2 separate regions of the Mus musculus genome follow, and region 1 is linked to region 2. The links are chromatin loops, found by intact Hi-C in ENCODE. Cell type or tissue: heart. All regions are shown on one strand.

The links. Peaks named below come from ENCODE experiments on the same cell type or tissue, not always from the same donor. Only the 100,000 strongest peaks of a DNase experiment are listed, where the experiment ranks them.
Region 1: it touches region 2 in a loop (2.0-fold over the local background); 2 of 42 quality-filtered maps call a loop at or near these places.

Annotation. Positions count from the first base shown.
Region 1 is chr15:37,425,046-37,433,045 of GRCm38, reverse strand. All of the region lies in intron 1 of Ncald (neurocalcin delta), which reads left to right. 4930447A16Rik (RIKEN cDNA 4930447A16 gene) reads right to left here and starts at 7,492. Exons shown (of 4, transcript NM_029113.1): 1 at 7,233-7,492; 2 at 3,190-3,256. The coding sequence starts at 7,428. Gm15941 (predicted gene 15941) reads left to right here and starts at 382. Exons shown (of 3, transcript NR_045283.1): 1 at 382-632; 2 at 5,581-5,651. In heart, a CTCF peak has its summit at 3,763; a DNase peak (open chromatin) is centred at 345; H3K27ac peaks cover 501 bases.
Region 2 is chr15:37,371,120-37,379,119 of GRCm38, reverse strand. It overlaps Ncald (neurocalcin delta), which reads left to right. Exons shown (of 4, transcript NM_001170868.1): 3 at 6,899-7,004. Among named protein-coding and RNA genes, the nearest start is that of 4930447A16Rik, 50 kb to the left of the region's middle. In heart, no CTCF peak of the experiment used is centred here; DNase peaks (open chromatin) are centred at 3,929 and 4,429.

The DNA of each region.
Region 1 (8,000 bases), 54 kb before region 2:
AGCCAGTACTCATACTGGAAGTTCACTGATTTGGGCACTTTCTCCATGTAGCCAAAGGAGCAAGTCATTGCTGGTTAAGATAGGCGCTGCCCCAGGAGCCTCGGTCACTCCCATCCAAAGGTCAGTTTGTATTGCCCCTAGGGCGAATAAGATCCCTGCCCGCTCCTCAGCATCTGTCTTTCCCAGAATAGTCAGCAGCATGGCCTCTGGCCAGTGCTTTCCCCCTTCCCAGCACAGGAGGCTCTGATCCCTGGCCACTGCTCTGCCGGGCTCCCAGCTGGCTCTTGTTTCCAGCTGCCTCTGAGCCCCTCGGCCAGGAGGTAATGCTGCAGGGTGATAATCATTGTAAAAATAAAACCCGTTGCTAGCCAGGCCAGCCAAGCTGCGTGGGAGGAGTGGAAAATTCAGGCTATGTGTTCTTGGCGTGACAGATTGTCAATAGCCGGGGTGTTCTGCATGGAGAGCTAGGATGAGCTGTTCTGTTTCAGGGCCCGGTCTGTGTGGTGTCACTCAACAGTCCTTGGGACATCTCCTCATAGCCACAGACTGGTTCTGCGATTGGCCGCCTTCTTGATTTGAAGCCACCCCTGGGAATCTGGTGTCACCTTGGGAACCTCTGCATCAGAAATCAGGTGTGGAATCAGCTCTCAGTTGAATTCCAAGGGAGAGCAACTGCTGGCCTAACTTCTACAGGAATGTGGCCCAGCTCACTCCCAATTTGCCCCATCAATGGTACACTTCTCTCACAGTTAGCATGTGTCATGTGGAATGGCTGTCACCCTGGAAATGCCATGTGAAATCCAGGTGCGGCTTATTTATTTATTTGGAGGGGGTGGGGTCTTCTTCGGGGATGTCTATGTAGGTTTAGAACTTTGGTTTCCTGAACCCTTGGTCGTGTGGTTGGATTGAGGCAAGAGAAGAAAGGGAAGCATCGCTTCTCTGCCCACAAGGCAGGCAAGTCTCCATTCGCGCACTTGAGAGCTTCCTTCAGTTCAGGTGAACATTTCCAGAAAGTAATATAGTGTCACGTCTCCCTTTTATTGCCAATGTCATCCCCTTCTATATGTCAAGAGATTTAGGGCAGTCTCTATCCCTCCTCCCAACCTATGCCCTCCTCTTACCTCCTCCCCCTCCTCCTCTCCCTCTCCTTTCTCCTCCTCTTCCATCTCCATTCCCTCTTTTTCCTTCTACTCTTCTCTCTCCCTTGGTACCCTTGTCTTTAAACACACTGAGGGCCACTCTGACTCGGGGCATGGGCTTCAGCGAGCATCTTTGTGAGAACTGCTCCCAGCCATTGGCATAGCAATACCATGTAAATCAGCTAGACGTGTTGCTGTAAACCTTTCTCATTACTAGTAGTATTCACTACTGTTTCATTTTATGAATGCTTCTTTGTCTTCCGAGAAGCATTTCAGATTAAGCAATGGTGTTGTTGAGGATGTGGGAGGTTACTGCCCGTGTGTTTGGCTGGCTGATTTGCAGATGGTTGCCATAAATACTATAAAACCAGATTCCTGTAAGTGTGCTGTAAATATTAACCTGTAGAGAAGGTTAGAGACAGAAATGGAGGTGTCGCTTCCCTGACATCTACTGGAGCCGATGGAATTGTACTTTCTAGTAAAAGAGCCCCGACATCTACATGGGACTCAACTCTTGGGTTCAGAGTTACATCGAACTCTCCCGATTGCATCTCTTGGATGTGTACATTCAAATTCCAAAATAACAATTGTGCACCCTGCATGTCAGCACTGTGCTGGACCCGGTTGCATGCAAACCACTTGTACTGTGGAGTGCACAGTCTCATGAAGGCCCATCCATCTGTAACCATGGAGGAAGTCTGCAAGCACTGGTGTAGCAGTTCAAGGCACGGCAGGCGCACGCACCAAGTGAGAGACAACTGAGAGAAACAGATGCTGTGGTGCAGGTGAGTCAGGACACCTGGTGCTTGGTGCAGGTGAGTCAGGACACCTGGTGCTTGGTGCAGGTGAGTCAGGACACCTGGTGCTTGGTGCAGGCCTGGGCTAAAGCTGGATCTTCCTGCTACTGAGTGGGCTAATGCCTTTCAAAGAGAGCGGAACGTCACAGAAAGGGTTCAGGGCCATAGCTGACATCTAGGACATGCTGCTCAGTGACATTCTGCCCTGATGCAGGTTCCTTGGGAGTTAGTGTCAGGGACAGGGTAGACTGAAGCACCAGAGGAGACTCAGTGAGGGTGAGGGGCTTAGGGGCCTAGCTAGCAAGTCTGCCCCTCTATGGTCAGGGCAGGAGTGAATGGTGAGAGGCTCAAATGCTTTGAAAGGCAAGTTGGACCAGATTGTAAAGTCACTGATAAGGTCGGATTGACCCTGAAAACAATGGTGAGTTAGCTGTGCCTGTGAGCAAAGAGAAGGTTTTGAAAAATCTGCTCTGGTCGCTTGGGAGAGTTGCTGGTTTGGAAATGAGGAAGGTATTAGAGAAGAGGTGCCCAGAGCACATGGCAGGCCTGCCGAGTCCCAGCTGTGCCAGCCTGTAAATAAAGGTGAGGCCAATCATCGTGACTAGAGAGAGGAAAAATGGTATAATAAAAGTTTTCTGGGGTGCGGTGCCACACGCCTTCAATCCCAGCACTCAGGAGTCAGAGGCAGGAGGAGTTCTGAGTTTGAGGCCAGCCTGGTCTACATAGCAAGTTCACAGCTATACTGAGACCCTGTCTTAAATAAAAGAGTAAGCCCTAAAAACATAAACATACAAGTAATATTCTACGGATTGAGCAAGAGATAGATAAATCGATAAATTGAATTTGAATTGGGAGCAGAAGTGGAAGGGAGAAAGGGGAAAGAGGAAAATGATATAATTATAATCTCAAAACAGAAAACGTGTATTTTAAAAAAATTAAACCTGGGCACCATTTAGAAGTGGAGTCATAGAGAAAGAAAACATGTGTAATAGCCTGACATAGGAAGTAACCCTGGGGATGCTGGGACTCAGTTTCATCAGGTGCGGGAGGAAGACAGCCTCTTCTTCCCAGTCGCCTCTGTGCTTCCTCGTCCTCTGGGAAAGGGAGCTGCAGGTGAGAAGGTGGCATGCCTCTCTTCAGCTCTGTGAGAGAGAGGTCAGGGCATGAACCAGAGTTACTTCCAGAGAGATTCTAAAAGTTAAGCCGTGACGACAAAGGGACCAGCAGCTTTGGAAAGGATTCTTACAGCTTACCTTGAGTGGTCAGTCCGTTCTTTTTGTAAAATGGAGACTGGCGTTTGACTTCGGAAAGTAGCTTTTCCTGTTGAAAAGGAAATGTTATCAGAGACGGCATGAATCATGGAAAAGAGGAAAAATGGTATAATAAAAGTGCTGTTTGATGAGAGCGTGTAGGCCATCGCAGGTAAACAGCAGGCGTGAGTGGGATGTGTAAATGTTGACATGGAACCAGCAGGAAACGAGATGGGAAAGGGGCACTGGCATTAATTGGAAAGAGGTTGTTCATGATCCGAAGGAAAAGACAGAAACTAAGAGTTGGGGCTGCCATTGCCTCTGACTGTGCTGATCTTTCCAGAAACTACCAGAGGCACATTTATTGGAAAGACAGCTGTGGACTGTAGGCTAATTTATTGTCGGGGTGAGTCAGCGCCAATCCTTTATTGCATGGGAGAGTTTCTAATGGGATAAATTTAATAATCCTGAAACAAAACACTCCATGTGTATTGAGCTAGATTCTGAATAGGAAATCTCCTTCAGTGTAGCCCATATTGGGTGCACATTGAAGAAGCATGCCACATACTGGGCACAAAGAAAGTTGCATCCTTGTTTTAGTTAATTCTGTAGCAATCCCATACACCGTATTAGCAGGCAAGCCAGTGTCTGTGTTCAGAAGAGATAACCCCATATATGTTGGCGCTATCTCAATAAATTAGGCCACAGAGATTAGCACAATCAAAGGCAGCAGTGGCTCTCTCTTTAAGTGTTTTTCTTATTCATGACTCTCCAGGGCTTTCCCAATTTCCTCCTCGGAGGTTTTACAATTCTAGGCTATATTTGCTCCTCACCGCCTCACAGTGGCGCTATTTACAGGACCCCAGTACAGTCCTGTGCTGCTGGGAACCACGCCTATCCTGCTCTGGAAGCAAGCAGGGCGGCCCCAGCTGGGCTGATTCCAGGCCTCTTATACATTTACCACCCAAGGGGCTATTTCCCACCAGGTCCCTTCCTTCAAACAGTGGACCAGACTTTCTATAAAATTCTCAAGATAACAGATCTTGAAACTGAGTTTTCCCAAGCCTGGTAGGTCCCAACTGTTAGAAACCTCCATACACATAGTGTGTTTGGAGATTGGTTTGTTTGTTTGTTTGTTTTGCTTTGCTTTTTCCCATCCTATTGGTGGTACCGTCTGAGCTCACACTATCATCTGACCTTAGAGAACCTGTCACCACCGTATATTTTCACTGGTGAAAGAAAATTTTACTTTATGTCCTGAGTCACCTGAGGATGTAGGATGCAGCTGGCAAGAGCTGTGGGAACAATGAAGGAAGGAGTGATTTGGACGGAAGGGAAGAGGCTGGTGGGGGATGGTAGAGCCAAGAGCCTAGAGAGATGCATCATGGGTAGTGTGCTTCATGAGAAAGTTCTCTGTGTTCCACATTGGGCATCAGGACCGATGGCTGCCAGGCCCATTGTTTTCCAAAGGCAGCTGTTCCGGGTGTAGCTAACAGGGCATAGCTGAGCAGGCCAAGCTGAGGGCTTGTCTATGCGATAAACATGATGCATAATTTATCATCCAAATTGGAATACTTTTAGAACAAAAGGAGTACTGTAAAAATAAAACCAGGGCACAGGTGTAGGCAGAAAGGAAACCAGGGGCTAGAATCGACTGAGCCAATAATTGTGAATAATAAATTATTCTGGTTACTAGGGAAGCTGGGGGAGGGAGCAAGCTATGCCACCCAATGCTTACATGATTGAAGAGAGAGGAGCCATACACAAGGCAATTGCCAGCAACCATTAGAGGTGAGGTTTAGCAAGTGCCAAACAAATGGTACTCACAGAGCATGGCAGAGCAGCCTGGGTGAAGACAACTTGACCGTTGTATCAGGGCACTGACCTGTGCTTCCATAAGGCACTTAGTCTACTCACTTGGGTTGCTTTGTTGATTGACTGGTTGATAACTCAGCCATTGAGTGAACCATATGCTCTGTTCAAACTACTGTACCATGGTGGTAAGAACTCTCTCTGCTGAGAGCAACATGCCAGGGTTCAGACAGCTGCTCAGCCTCCCACTTTGAGTCCTGGAAGGAACTCTTTCTATACCAGCATTGGCCTCCTGAGTACTAGACAAACAGGCCTGCTTCCTCCCTCTCATTTCTGCTAATACCATAGTCTTTGACCTCTTAGCTTCTGGGACTATAGGGAATGGATTTGTTGTTGATAAACTGCCAAGTTTATGAGTTTTGTTTTGTTTTGGGTATATCTGCATAAACGGACCAAAATAATTCCTATAGGACTGCCTGGTGCTATTGTAAATGCAGAAATTAAACAAGATACTGTCAACAGACGTTCAGTGGTTCCTGGCATAGAAGGGGCGAGAGATCTTAGCTGTGGTTCCTATTCTAGGGATCATACTAGAAGCACAAAAGAGGACCAAGGAGAGGACCGTGCCAAGGAGAATCCAGAAAGGACATTGGGTAATAGCACTCCGTGTGTTGTAACTAACCTCACAAAAGAAAGACTTTATGTTACTGTTGGTGGTTAGGGTGTTTAGGGCATTGTCTGGATTCCTCTCTACCCATACCATACTGTCAACTGAAAAGAGGGGATGGCCTTACTGTCTTAACTACTACATGGAATATCATCTCACAGAGTGAAGGACAGAGGGAATGGTTTCCAGGATTGGTTAAGTTGTGCTTCTTACTATTTCCTATGTCCAATTTGGTCACATATGTTATATGATATGTGGCTAGCCCAAATTAGATTGTATCATAAAATATATACTAAGTTGCAAATATTTATCAATTTTATCAAGATTCTCATAATGATTTTTCTAAGCAGCGCCATGTTGAAATAATAACGCTGTTAGATACACTTTGGTTAAATAAAATATACTCTTAAAATGAATCCCAATTATTTTTTAAAAAATTTAGTGTGAGTGGACTATTAATGAGAATCCTAGCTCTTCTCCGCAGCTCACACTGTAATTATGCACCTGAATACTGTCTCCTGCCCACTGGAGGCTGTGTCTGACCAATCCAGGGCTCCTCACCTCAGCTCCCTCTTCCCACCACAAAACCCACCAGGGCTACAACCTCAGCTGTCACTTCACTTACTTAAAATACAGTTTAAACTCTCAATTACCAGGTGTGGTAGCTCACGCCTTTAATCCCTGTACTCTAGAGCAGAGGCAGGTGAATCTCTGAGTTCAGGCTCTATGGAGAGAGAGGCCCTGTTTCAAAAAAAATAAAATAAAAAGCAAAGAGAATTCTGGATCTGAGGATGACCAAGCACAACTCCGAAGGACAGGTGACACAAAGCTCTGCTAGGGTTTCATGTCACCTGCGGACTCTGGAGGGGTCACTTGCTGTGACTTCTGATAGATTGAAGCTTTTTTCTGGCTTGCTAGACTGAAAACCACTCTCACCTTCAGACACTCTGTGCCACTAACCTGTTACAGCTTCATTTATAGGGGGGAAAAAAAAGATCAACAGTGAATGTCTAGATTCTAACTAAGGTCATCCATTTCTGTCTTCCTTCTGCCTAGTTCTACATCATCAACATTGTTGGTTCTCCATCTTAGAGGTAACACTCTCTCCATGGCTACAACCGCCAGAATATTTTAGTTATTTTTGTAATCATTAGGAATAAATAAGCACATTTAAAATTGTGCTCTTCCCATTTACTTCTCACTAAAGCTGGCAGTTGTATTATTTTATGGATGAAATATATGTATATATAATACAAATATACAGCACATATTATATTGTGTATATGATATATTATATATCAATATATTATGCATAATATATTATATTTACACTATATATAATTATATGTAATTATATAATATATACATATTATATATTTTGTATTATTAGCAAGAATCATTTTAAAGATCAAGAAAATGAATACGTTTTCAAAGCTACTTAAGAAAACCTGCTTACAGTGGTACAGTGTGGTCAGGCAGACACTTCTCTTTACACTCAGGATAGAGATGAGTAAGTGCTCAGATATAGTCTGTCCTCCACCACAGGCCCTTGTTTGGAGAAGATTACCTCTTTGCCAGAAATCCCTGGTGAATTTATAGCTCCAATTCAGAAATAAATAATATTCATGGTCATAAATTATTGCATGAAGGATGCCACAGGATTGTTGCGTCTCTGACTGATGCAAAGCTCTCAAGGCCCGTGGGACTGTGCATCCTCCCCAACGCAAGGCTCCCTGTCTTCCTGAATAAATAAAACTAGTCATGATCCCCACAGTCTAGATTAAGCCAGCTCTCAGGGCTGTTCTCTGCCAGGGCTTGGGAAGAGCCTGGTTTCCATTGGCTTTGATGTCACAGGGAGGAGTTCTGCCCCAGTTCTGTCAGGTGGATTCTGGGAAGCCTGAGAGAATTCTGAGTTTTCTTCTATAGAGTGGGTTCCTCCCTCCTTCATCTCATACACATAGCATGAGAATTTTCTGTGTGAAATGGTGCCTCTCACACTCATAGCATTCATTATTTTGTCACCCCAAACTGAGCCTCTGTGCCCATAAAGTATGGAGACCCCACTCAATCCCGGTCTCCAGGCGCTCGGTGAACCCTCTTACTCTGTAAGAACTAGTCCACTGTAGGTGCTGCAGGTGAATGTGGCCATGCAATATTGAACCTCTTGGCTCCTGTTAAGCAGTGGGATGCTGTCAGGGTCTCTCTATGTTGAAGTGTGAATCACACGTTTATTCGTTTTAGGATATAGTATGTCATTGTGTATCTAAGCCACCTTTTTTCGGTGCACTTCCTGTTGACTATGGGGATGTTCCCATCTTTTGGCTATGCATAATTT
Region 2 (8,000 bases):
GGCTGAAGAAATGGCTGACTGGGTAAGAGTCTGGCTGCTTTTCCAGAGGATACAGGTGGATTTCCAGTCCCCACATGGCAACTCACAGTATTCTGTAACTCAAGTTCCAAGAGATCTGACACCATCTTCTGGCTTCCATGATCATCAGGCAAACACTTATAGACATAAATTAAAACCTTTTAAATAATAAAAAGTAATGAAAGGGGGGTGTGAGTGCAGCTCTTTTGTCAGTAACAGAACACCGAGAAGGACACCATTTATTTTATCTTTCCAACTGAACCTGAGAGATGATTTGTATCATTCCAGACATGTATGCACTGTTTGAAATTTAAAAATATCTCCAAAAAAATTTTCATTGACTCTTATTCTGGTATATAAATCTTTCTAAGCAGGGTGCTGTTTTTTAGCTATGATCCACAAACAGACATCACTGCTCAGTTTCTTTGACTTAGTCTGCTATCAGAGAGCCCTGAATATCTGATTTAGGATTTAGGAAGATCCTAAATTTTCTGGTGGAAAGAGTCACTTCAGTTTCCTTCAGAGAAAATGACTTGACTCTCAAAACTGTGCCTCTTCTCAGTTGGCCACAAACCTGTCTATCAGATGGGATTCTTTCCTGTGAGCATCCAAAACGTTGCTCCTTTAGGAAGGAAGGAGGGATAAATGGAGGGAGGGAAGAGGAAAGGGAGAGAGATGGGGAGGAAGGACCACAAAGAAGGAGGCATCTAGCCACAATGAGGAACTGCTCTGAGCCTAGCAGGGAACAACCCCAGCTGGATTTCTGAGTGTCCCAAAGAACAACAACAGGACCCTTGTAGCTTAATTAAAAACAGGCCAACTCTGCCAGGCCCTGCTGGGAGATCCTGACACTGCTAAAAATAAGATGCGGAAGTAGCTTGTTTCCTCCAAGGTTCAATCCCACTAAGTTTGGGAGAAATGATGCTAATAAAAGACATGATTTGCCCCAGAGACTGCCTGGGGCTGTGTCTCGTCTCTCTAGGCTCTCCAGCCCTAGACTGAAGCTCAGCAGTGGTCAGTGTTAGTTGTTCCTACTCTGGGGAAGGGAAGAGGAGCAGCTTTCCTCAAGGGTGGGCTTGTGAGACGGGCACCACTCGGACCAGGCGTCACAGAGGTGCACTACCTTGGTGCCAACTACAGTAGAAACTTGGCTTGGAAAAGAGTCCACTAATCCTATTGGCTAATTGATGCAAAGAACAAATCTAATCTGATCTAATTGCCATAACAAAGCCATCTGGAAAGGCGAGCCTTTTAAAGGAAGTCTCACCTTCCACACATCCATGTACCCAGTTTGCAGCTGCTGGCTATGCAGTCTTGGGAGGTGTCTTAGTCAGGGTTTCTATTCCTGCACAAACATCATGACCAAGAAGCAAGTTAGGGAGGAAAGGGTTTATTCAGCTTACACTTCCACATTGCTGTTCATCACCAAAGGAAGTCAGGACTGGAACTCAAGCAGGGCAGGAAGCAGGAGCTGATGCAGAAGCCATGGAGGGATGTTTCTTACTGGCTTGCTTGAGTTTCAGTCCTGACTTTGGTGATGAACAGCAATATGGAAGTGTAAGCTGAATAAACCCTTTCCTCCCCAACTTGCTTCTTGGTCATGATGTTTGTGCAGGAACAGAAACCCTGACTAAGACAAATTGGTACCAGCATAGTGGGGTATTCCTGTGACAGCCTGACCATGTTTTTGGGAGGACTGTGGAAGGACTTGGGAACATTAGGCTAGAAGATCCATTCGGTGTTAAGAGCTCTGTCGAATGTTGTGTAGGAGCTTGGAAGATAATGTTGAGTACAGTGCAGAAGATGGAGGCCTGGTTTGTGAAATTTCGGAGGGAAAATTAAAGACTCTTTTTCAGGGCTGTTGCTAATTTGATTGTGAAGATTCTGTGGTTCTGGTTAGCTGGGGCTGAAGAATCAGCTGTGATTAACAAGATACCAGAACTACTAAAGCAAACCCTTTGTATTACTAGGACTATTGATGCTGGTAAGCTGGAGCTAAGAAATTGGCGGTGATTAAGAAGAGATCAGCATCATTGAGGTGACATCTTCTGGGAAGTGTTTTCTGAGAGCACAGAGGCTGTGTTCCAGAGATAGCCAAGGTTGTATCTTGTGCTGTCGCTAGACTTGGTAATGTGTAAGAGTTACCCAGGTGGTACTGGTTTTAAAGACATGAAGGGGTCACGCAGAGCAGCTGAGGCTCAGCACTCTGAGAGGCCATGGAAGGCCATTGGTGAAGGTGCAGCCTCAGTTGCAATTGATGGCCCAGGACAGAAGGGATCATGCAGAGGAGTTGAGGCTTGGGACCATGAAGAGAACCTATGAGAGGCTGTTGGTGAAGCCTAGTTACAGTGGAAGACAGCAGCTTTTTGGAGATGCCAGTATCATGAGATGACCACCAAGAACAGCAGCAGCAGTGGAGTATAGGCATCTAGAGCCTAGAAAACAAGCTGTGTGCTACAAAGGACAGGGCTGGAGAAGTGACCCAAGCCCTTGGAGGAGCCCAGAAGATTGTGAGTTGGATCCCAGACATTGGACAGTTGGAGTTTAATTTTTGCTTTTGATTGTGACTGTGCCCTGATATTTTTCCCTCTTGAAGGAAGAAAATATTTTAGTGGAGCCCACAGTTAAGAAACTTTGAATTTTAAAAGATATTGGATTTTTAAAGGATTGAACTTTTAATATGTAAAGACTGTGGGACTTTTAAAGTTGTTTAGATCTTGGGGATGAATAAGAAACTAAGGGTTGAGGCTTACTAGTGATGTGTTTGTGTGTCAAGTTGACAAGGGGTCAATTGTACTGGCTAGTTTTGTGTCAATTTGACACACAGGCTGGAGTTATCACAGAGAAAGGAGCTTCAGTTGGGGAAATGCCTCCATGAGATCCAGCTGCAAGGCATTTTCTCAATTAGTGATCAAGTGGGGAGGTCCCCTTGTGGATGGTGCCATCCCTGGGCTGGTAGTCTTGGGTTCTATAAGAGAGCAGTCTGAGCAAGCCAGGGGAAGCAAGCCAGTAAGTAACATCCCTCCATGGCCTGCTTGAGTTCCAGTCCTGAATCCTTTGATGATCAACAGCAATGTGGAAAGTGTAAGCTGAATAAACCCTTTCCTCCCCAACTGCTTCTTGGTCATGATGTTTGTGCAGGAATAGAAACGCTGACTAAGACAGGAGGCTTCCGAAATTCTGTTCTTGGGCCTGGTGGTATGGAGAGGGAGCTGCTTGTAGGATGGTCCCATTTCTCCCAACCGTTTCTATTCCTTTATCCTGACAGCCCAGGTGCAGGGCTGCTCTCCCATCACGCCCCTGTGTTTGCTTCATCTTTCGAGCCTCAGCTCAGACAGAAGTGTTAATGGACTGACATCCGCGTATTGTTACTGGTGGTTGCCGTTGAAGTCCCAAGAAGGGGGATTTCATTTAGGCGCTGAGTTCTTAAAGCATCAATGGAATCACTGAAGAGAATGGAGGGAGAGCTTTCATAACAGCTATAAGTCATTGCTGGGGTACCTGTACCCATCCAAAAGGTAGACACGGAAGGTGGGTGCCGTGTGGTGTCACCCAGGTTCCTTTCTAGAGGGTGGGTGAGGTGTGTGAGGTTGAACCTGCCAACTGCTTTTCTTTCTAAGGCCTGGCCTTTCCCCCCATGTTTTGCTCCACAGTCGGCCCTGGGGGAAGCCTGCCCTAACTAACCCTCGTTACAAGGCCTTACACGACATCTTCTTACTGTACCACACAGTCTCCTATGCATCTGTGCACCTTCCACGGTGCTCTTGGGCTCATCCTCCCCTTTATTCCAGTGTCGTCCCTGAGGACAGAGGCAAGGGCAAGTCACAGTTTCTGGTGTATCCGACTCAAACAGAAAAGGTCTGGTGAGCAAGTGAGCTGGGAACTGGGGAGCGAATAATCCGAGAGGAGGGGTTTAGACGTCAAGGGGGCGTGTCTGTGGATGAGCTTCCAAATCTCACGTCCCTATATTTGTCTGCAGGATACATTCCCACAGAGCATTCACTCGTGTCAAAGGGGAGAGGCTACAGCTGTTGGTAGATTCAGAACCTTTAGAGGGGTTACACGGATGTTAAATTATATGTCAAGATACACATTTACACAGGGAAGAAACAAAACCTGTGAGGGCCAAGAGGGAACTTCATGCAGAGGGGCAGGGTAGAAGAAATCAGAGAGAAGGAATCTGAGAGAGGACAGCTGGGGTGGGGACAGTCACTCTGGAACAAGTTCTCTAAACTGGTGCTACGCAAGACCTTGCAGTAGCCAGTGACTGGATGAGTAGCCAGACGTGGCTTCCAGTCAAGGAAGGAGGTGTCTTGGCCAACCATAGTTTGAGGTTAAGTAGAATGAAGTGATTCTGAAGAGGTTGCAATGGACCCATTTGTTTGTGCAGAAGAAGAGGTATCACACGTTGAGATGACAGGAGGAGGGGCATCGGCAGCTTCCTGTGGGAGGGTCACGTTTCCATCTGTCCTCAGTACACGAGCAGGGCTTGGGGGTGGGCAGTTGAACACTCAGATGAGAAAGGAGGGAATGAAGCCACAGATCCAGGAAAGCCAAGTGTGTACATATTGAGCAAGCTGTGGGAGCTTGACAGAAGTCTCAGGAGAACATCTGTTTGCAAGACACTCCTGGGCCAGTCACAAACACAAGCCAGGAAGGAACCTTTCAGAGACAAAACAGACTCAGCAGAGAAACAGCTGGGTCAGAAAGAGATTGAAGAAAGACAGCTATAGTTTGCTTAAGTCTTCTGGCAAAAGGAAATCCCTCATTTGTCTATAAACACTCCTCAATTGACACCGCTACAAGTCCTGAGATAGACTGATGCTTGCCCTGGAAAGAGACTGTGCCAGGGTGAACTGCTGAGGTCCAGACACTGTTGCTATTGAGATTCCTCAGCTTATGAACTCATAAAACATAAAGTTGTTCTCAGTCCAGTGTTTGTTTGTGTGTGTATGTGTGTGTGTGCATGTGCACGTGTGTGTGTGTTGCCACTGGTCCCACCTTGCCTCAGTCTAGAGTTAGTAGGAAATCTTGGCACTCTCAGGGCCTCTGCTTTCCCACTTTTAGAAAGAGAACTACCTCTGTGTCCACCAGCTTAGCCTATAGCTAAGGAGGTTTGAGAGAACAGTCAACAGGGTCCAGGACTAATTATGACTCCATTCTTGACTGCAGAGACACTTTGGTGAGCATGTTTCAGGAAAGCTGGATGTGGCTGACAGCCATCACCTTAAACAGGGCCAAGATGCTGGCCTTGACTGTTCTCCAGTGACTCACTGTGGAGTAGCCCTGGAGTTCGGCAAGAGCTCTGTATATACGCTGAGGTTTTTCTTCCCAGTGCCAGCCTCCTGGAATAACAGCTCTGACACTCAAAATATGTTGACAAACACCTTGGTCATAGATTTTGGTTCCCCAGTAGGTCATAACTCAATATCCCAGTTATTCTAATCTACTTTCTACCTCCTGGCTAGTTACCTCTGCTAACCTCCCATCTCTGCCCTCCCCCATGGTCCCAAGCTCCTTCATCTCTGGCTCTGTCCCACAATTCCATCTCCTTACTGGATGTCCCACCTTACATTTCCTGGCTAAGCTTATAGGCCAATCAGCATTTTATTGACAGTGCTGCATCTATTTAGTATACAAGAGGTTTTCTCTACAATTCCCTCTTTTAGTCTCATAAAAGGATCTTTATCTTATTATAATAAACTATAAACAATAATAACAATTATGAAACAATTATGAAAACTATCAGGTAAGAATTACATTCATAAAATCAAATCCAGATGTATTTGGCAACTCTGTAGAAAGTATTCTATTATCTATCCTATCTTGGAGAGTTGAGATTTTGTATCTAAATCATTCTTATCATAACTGCATAGACCTTAAAACATTTATCTAAGTATTAAACAACTCAAACTTATATTTCAGACTTTAACTATCTAGTCTTCAACCCCTTTAGAGACTTGAGAAGGAATAAATATTACCTAAATATGCAAGAAGTATAGGCAAGCAGCTTCCAAAACTATAGAAATGACAGAGAGAGTTGGCTGCCTGGACAGTTCCCCCCAAGTTTCTCTATAATGTTAGAGTATTTTCAGCCTTCTGGCCCAGAATATCTGACAATCCTTTTTGTGAAGCAGGAATTATGAAAGACTGACTACCTTGTCTTTTCAAAGCTCAGCAGTTGACTTTCCTGGGTTTCATTTGTACAGTTTGGACAGCATTTTGTCTTCAGTTGAAGCAATGGGAGATTTTTGTCTAGTGGCAGTTTGTCATATTTGAAGCGAAGTCCATAAAGAGATTCTTTGATACTCATCATCTTCTTTGACGTCAAATGGGGGTGCTGCCAGGAACTGACATATCTCATTGTTCCCCCAAAAGCCTTAAATTAATAAAAACGTCTTTAGAAGCCAAATTCTGTAGGTCTCTGAGGTTTTTGAAGACCATCTATCTATGGTATATCTGAATAGGCAAATGTTGCTTGTTTCTAGCTATTTACTACCTGTTCAACTTTAGAAACATATTTTTGTAGTAGACTAACATCTAACAAGACCATAAGTTTGACTGATTAACTATTAACTTGCATCACATAATTATCCTAAATAGTTTGTAATAGCAGCTTATAAAAACTAGAATTAAACTTTGTACTTTTTAAATGTTCTAAATAGGTCCAATACCTTAGACAAGAGTTGAAACATAAGGTGCATAGTATGATGTAACAAAATAACCGCTACCACTGCCACATCCTGTCCTATACAAAAAGCCCTGAGACAGGCCCAGCTCCAGCAGAGCACAGCTACCTTCCCTCTACTCTAGCATTTGAAAGAGCTACGGTTGAGATGAACTGTGTTTCCATATCACTGCCCTTTGCTTCTGTCCCTAGGCGATCTACAAAATGGTTTCCTCTGTCATGAAAATGCCTGAAGATGAATCAACCCCAGAGAAAAGGACAGAAAAGATCTTCCGCCAGATGGATACCAATAGAGATGGTAAGAGGCTGAGGGCTTTGTGTGGGCCAGGCTGCTGGATGTCAGCCATGGGTGTGATCTGTGAGAGCCACCTGGGCACAAAGGAACAGAAGCATGTGGACTCTGGAGCTGGTCCCAGTCTCAGGGGAAAGCCTTATTTTCTAGGCCCTTCTATCCTCCCATGTTATCTCTACTCCTTCCTCAGAATAGCATGGCTCCTCTGAAGCAGAAATAAAAGGACCCAAGAAGCCATTGAGTCAGGATAGGCCTTCCCCAGAAGGCTGGATCCAGTGTGTAGTTGGAGTATGTCAAAAGGCTCAATGCTTCTTACCAACCCCAACAGCTTTCATCCCAACCTGCTTGAGAGGTCGTATGAGCATGCTCCAAGATGCTGAGTCCAAGTGAAACCCCCAAGTAGTGGGAAGCAAGTAGAGGGTTGGAGTGAGTGGTCAGCAGGTTACTATTGAGTAGAGGGTGCTGTCCCAAAGCAAAATGTAACTAGCAGATGTGCAAGCCAAGTGGAAAGGAAAGTTGTACTTCAAACAAAATAGACAAGTCTGGTATGGTGACTCAGGACAACCACAAGCTTGAGGGCAGCCTGGGCTACATAAGGAACCCTTATCTATGAAATAAGTAAATAAATAGGAGTTCTGCATGTCAGGCTGCCAAGTAGGATACAGGAGGCCCAAGCAATTGAGAAATAATGGCTTCTTTTTGGCATATCTATGTCTGCATGCAATATTTGGGACATATTTATGCTAAGGAGTTGCTTGTTATTCAGTTGAAATTCAAAGTTAATTTAGCATCCTTATTTTTCTTGCCGAATCTTGAAATGTTATCCAGAAATGGTACCCAAGTCTTCAGTGCTCAGTCAAGGCTGACCCATGCTGTCCAAGGCTTCACAGCTCTTTAAACAAACACGTATTTACTATTTATGGGCATGTCCTTGCATACCTGTGTGAATTTATTCGAACCACATATATGCACAACAGAGGTCACAGTTCCCTGAACTGGCTC